Regions from separate parts of the Mus musculus genome. Here region 2 is linked to region 1. The links are chromatin loops, found by intact Hi-C in ENCODE. Cell type or tissue: heart. All regions are shown on one strand.

What was found. Hi-C counts contacts between places; a loop is a spot of excess contacts. Peaks named below come from ENCODE experiments on the same cell type or tissue, not always from the same donor. Only the 100,000 strongest peaks of a DNase experiment are listed, where the experiment ranks them.
Region 2: a loop joins it to region 1, with 2.0 times the contacts of the local background. A loop is called at or near these places in 4 of 42 quality-filtered maps.

The regions. Positions count from the first base shown.
Region 1 is chr3:100,684,299-100,686,798 of GRCm38, forward strand. Man1a2 (mannosidase, alpha, class 1A, member 2) reads right to left here and starts at 1,175. Exons shown (of 13, transcript NM_010763.2): 1 at 263-1,175. The coding sequence starts at 564. In heart, no CTCF peak of the experiment used is centred here; DNase peaks (open chromatin) are centred at 1,203 and 1,703; H3K4me3 peaks cover 2,363 bases; H3K27ac peaks cover 2,335 bases.
Region 2 is chr3:100,626,290-100,628,789 of GRCm38, forward strand. All of the region lies in intron 6 of Man1a2 (mannosidase, alpha, class 1A, member 2), which reads right to left. Among named protein-coding and RNA genes, the nearest start is that of Man1a2, 58 kb to the right of the region's middle. In heart, no CTCF peak of the experiment used is centred here; no DNase peak of the experiment used is centred here.

The sequences.
Region 1 (2,500 bases):
CATGCTGACTCCCTGTATCTCCGCTCCCTGCTGTCCACAGCAGAAGAGTCTGACTGAACACTTCGTTCTGCCGGGAAAAACCAAGGAACCCTAGGAGTCCTTCCAGTCTATGTATGGTTCTACCCAGGCAGCTCTGAACCAACAACGTTCAACACCCTGATCATTCACAGGGGCAGGAGGGGGAGGGGGGAGAGACAAGAAAGCAGTGAACTGTACCTTGCTCTCCCAAAAGGAAGTACCATAATTTAAGTAACAAACGAACCTGTGTCTGTGTTCGTCGGGTCCATGGATCAGGAAGACGCCGGGGTTTTTAGCTCCTTTGCCGGCATCTACGTGAGGAATTAACACATCTTCTAAGCCCAGATCAAAGCGTTTGTGTTTTGAAGAGTCTGGAAGGAAGAAGAATGCCCCAAAACACAGGGTGATGAAGGCACTAAGGATGAGGAGAAGGATAAACTTCTCGGAGAGTCTCAAGGTAGCCCTGTGATGTGGGAAGGAGGGCGGCCCCAGGTTCAAAGGTGGTATCCTACGACCAGAGAGGGGCAGCAGCGCTGGGGTAGTCATCGTTTAGGCTCTTGGACGGAATACTTTATAAAGTTCTCATCTTATATCAAACGTACAACACATCGAACCGTTTCTCAAAACCTCGGCCAAAAAAAAAAAAAGAATAAACTCAATTTCCCTCCTCTCAAAGGATTGTTGTGCTTTTTTATTATTATTATTATTTACGAGGCCACCTCTTTCACGCTCTCCGATTACATCCAGAAGCCCGGGTGACCTCCCAAGCGATCGTTGGTTTCTGTCCCGTCAGATCTTCTCGCCATTTGGCTCTCGGTGCCTCACCGGATGATCGCGAGTCTCCTCTTCATTCCCGAGAGTGGATCGGGCGAGCCACACCGCAGAGAAGCTGCAAGGTGGGTTCTGCCATGCCCGCGCCCCGGCGCGATGCTCAGAGGCGGCTGCCCGCCCCGGGAGGCGCCCGGCGAAGACGACGAGTTGCAGTAGGTCGGTTCCACTCGGTCCCCTCCGGAGCCTCCTCCGCTCCACCGCTCCGCAGCCTCCGCGGCTTCCAAGCAGCGGCGCCGGGCGTAGCAGCGACGACCCTCAGCCGAGGCCGCGAGGGCGACGGCGTCCCGAACACTACAGCGCCCGCGCCGCCGCGCGCTCTGTCAGGAGCGGAACTTCCTCCTCAGCCGAGCGGCCGCCCCCACCCGGCTCCTCCTCCTTCTTCTCTTCCTCCTCCTCCTCCTCCTCCTCCTCCTCCTCAGCTAGCCCCGCCGCCCGCTTCTCGGCCGAGCCCAGCCGCGGCGGCCGAGCCCCTGCGCCTCGGTGGCGGCGTGCGAGGTAGCCGGGCCGCGGCCCTCAGACCGACAGCCCGGGGCCGGCGCCGGCTCATTCCTCGCACCGCCTGGGAGAGGCGGGCGGGAGGGAGGGCGGCCGGTCGCGCGCGAGCGAGCAGCCGCGCCTCCCGCGGCCGCAGGGCGGCTCCGGCAGGGCCCGGCCTCGGGTGGCTCGCACGCTCGCGCTGACTGCGGCGCGGGTCCGCGGCCCTGGGCTGGTCCCTGGCCTGTGGAGGCCGGAGGAGAACAGAGCGGCTGCGCGGCCGACACCGGTTGGGCCGAGCGGCTCGGCCGTGGGGGGCGCGGGCCCGGCTAGCCGCCCCGACTCGCGAGTGGGCGTCCCCGGGCGGCGGAGTGTGAGGTGCGCGCGCACGCTCCCGGCCGCCGCGCCCCTCCCCCGCCCGCCGGGCCGCTCGGGCCTGGCCGCTGCCGAGAGCCCGGAGCCCCCGGAAGCCCCGGCGGCCGGACGAGGAGGACCAGGCGCTTGGATCGCGAAAGTGGCGCTGGAATGTGGGGTTCCTGGGACTGACGGGTTACGGGGGCCAAGGCTGATGCCTCCCTCAGTTATCAGTGACTCGGGGCCGGGGTTCAACATCAAGGTCTCAAACTTCCACGCGTTCTTGGGCACGCGAGGCTGGTTGAAGAAGGAGGTGGCACCGGCCACGTGCCGGATTCGTGTTAAAATGGCAGCCCTGCGCTTTCTACTGGGTTCCTTTCTGAGGAATCGGACGACCTAGGTCAGACAGGAGATTCCTGGTGGTTCAGTCCCAAGACTATATATACACTCTATAGTCATCTTCACCACCACCACTACCATTCCCCCCGCAAAGATAACAAAGATGAATGAATGAGCAGGTGTTAAAACCCAAAAGGACAATATTGTTGAAGTTGAGGCTTGAAACAATCTGAGTCAATTCTGTTATCTGTAATATTGAGAAGAACCAGGTTGTGATAAAGTATAATATAGGCTTCTTAGCAATGCATATGTATTCTTGCATCTAGTTTGCATTTAGCTTTTTTTTTTTTTCTTAAATTTACCTTCTGTTCCTTGCACACATCCTAACTGGTAGCTGGCAATTGGAGAGGAGGCCCATAAATGGCAGGGGTGGGAAGTCAGCCTTAGAAATCAAGGAAAACTTCATGTCCCTTGGCAGGATTCA
Region 2 (2,500 bases), 58 kb before region 1:
ATGTATCATTAATTTATACAGTACATATTACCTTGTAGCACTTTACATGTAACGTGAGAACACTGCCATGCACAGACAGTCCATGATTTCTGAAAGTTCAATTCATGAGACTTTTGACTTTTGGACAGTATAAAAGAATCTGAATTCGTACAAACCATACTTCATTTCTGAGTTCTGACCTTTTCCTGCACTAAGGATATGTAGTCACGTATAGTGGCAGCAAGCTACAGTACTCAATCAGCTACAGAGCCACAAGGGTGAACAATACACACTGTATATATTATGCTGGTCAGCTATGCTGCTGAGTAGGCTATTTTCAGCTTATGATGGTCACTGAGGTGAGATGCCGCCTCATATACACTTAGCAGCACCCGTACTCCACATCTGCACACAGAGCTTGTGCTGCTGTGGTCATGCTTTCCTTTTCATGGTTTTTACACTCTACAAGTTACTGGGGTTTTTTGCTTTGAATAGTTAATTTCTTGAGAAAAATAAAACTTAGGAAAAACTGTAAAAAATAGCAATTAAAGGAACAGAAAAATACCACTTTTATAGTTACTCAAATACATTTCACTGTGCATTCCTTTGTATAGATCCGTCTTTTCTATTGATACACTAATTTTTTTCTTTTCTGTTTCTAGGAACAGAAGACTACTAGAAACAAACTTTCTAAGCTTTTTAATTGCCTATAACTGTCTTAATTTCATGGAGCAGTGTGGGGAAAGGAAGGAAATGGAGGAGAAACAAGGCACTTCTTAAAAATTGATTTTTCTGACAAATTGTGTCTCTTGCCAAGTTTCATGAAATACCAAGAACTGTGAATTTATCAAATATGGTAAGGTTTGAGACATTATTTCTTTGAGCCAGTGTCTCTGTTTTTGATCCCACTCCCTGGCTCCGGCCCCACCCCTTGCTCCTCACATGTGCGCTGAACCATCTGATACTGCCCAAGAAACTACTAGATCGTTTCTTCCTCATACCTGTGCGTTTTAGTTTTCATTTTCTGTGATTTTATTTGGTGATTTCTAGTGCTTTACTTTCAAATTCACAGATCTTCAAGCTATAGTAAAAACCGTTAAATCTGTCAGGTGAATTTGCTTCCTATGGATTTAGCTTTAGGAGCTCCATCTGGGCCCTTTTATAGGTCACTCTTCTCATTGTTACACTTCCCTCTAGAGACTTCACCATGTTTACAAAACCTGCTCCCAGGCCTTGGAGGTCAGACTAGTTCTCTGCCTGCTTCTCTCCTGACAGATTTCACTTCTGACTATGTAACATTCTCCTGTTTCATACCATATGTACTAATTTTCAGTTGAATTCTGTGTAATAAGACTCTATTATTAATAATGAAGTTTCATTTTCATCCTTTAAGACATGTTTAATGTCCTTGTGATGGCTAGGAATGCCTCTGTGCTGACACAGGTTGTTCAGTGAGAACCTGTCTGTGAGGCAGACAGCTGAGCCTCCTCTGTAGCAGCCTGAGCTCTTCTTCCTGTGGGACTCTTCCAGCATTTACCTTCCAATCCAAACTTGTTTCTTACCTTAACTTAACTAGTTACCCATTAGCTTTTAAATAATTGCATTTTAAGTTATCTTTAAATTAGGCAGTCATAATATATATAATTTTGCCTAAAATCCATTACTTTTTATTTCTCATTCTTATTAGATTTGTTACTACTTCCAGAAAAATGCTAAACAGTGCCTTGTTCTTGATTGTAATGAGGTGTTTCTAACTTGTTAAATGGTTGGTTTAACAGATATATTGATCAATGACACAGAAATAAGTCTAAACACAGAAACCTGATTTTTTTTTTAAATAAGCCAGAAATACAAGGTGAAAAATAACTTCTCAACAACTTGTGCTGGTCAAACTAAATGGCTGCACATGTGCACGGAGAAGAATGCAAAGAGACCCACACTCATCATCCTGCATAAAACTAAAATGGATCACAGACCAGACCTCTTCAATAAGAGGCCAGATACACTAAATCTCATGGAAGAGAAAGTGGGGAATAGTCTTGGACTTACTGTCACAGGAAAAGAACTTCTGAACGGAACACCAATGCCAAAGGCACTAAAATTAACAATTAATAAATGTAATCTCCTGAAACCGAAACGCTTCTGTATGGCAAAGGACGCTATCATTCAAACAAAGTGGCAGCCTACAAATGGGAAAAGATTTTTACCAACTACACACCCAATAAATGACTAATATCCAAAATATATAAAGAACTCAAAAATACTAGATGCCAAGAAAAAAAAAACAATTAAAAAAAAATGGGGTACAGATCTAAACAGAGAATTCTCAAAAGAGAAATTTCAAATGGCTGAGAAGCACTTGAATAAATGTTCAATATCCTTAGTCATCGGGGAAATGCAAATCAGAACTACACTGAGATTCCATCTCAGAATGGACAAGATCAATAAAATGAGGAGAGCTCTTGCTGGCGAGGATGTGAAGGGAACACTCATCCACTGCTGGGGGACTGCAAACTTGTAC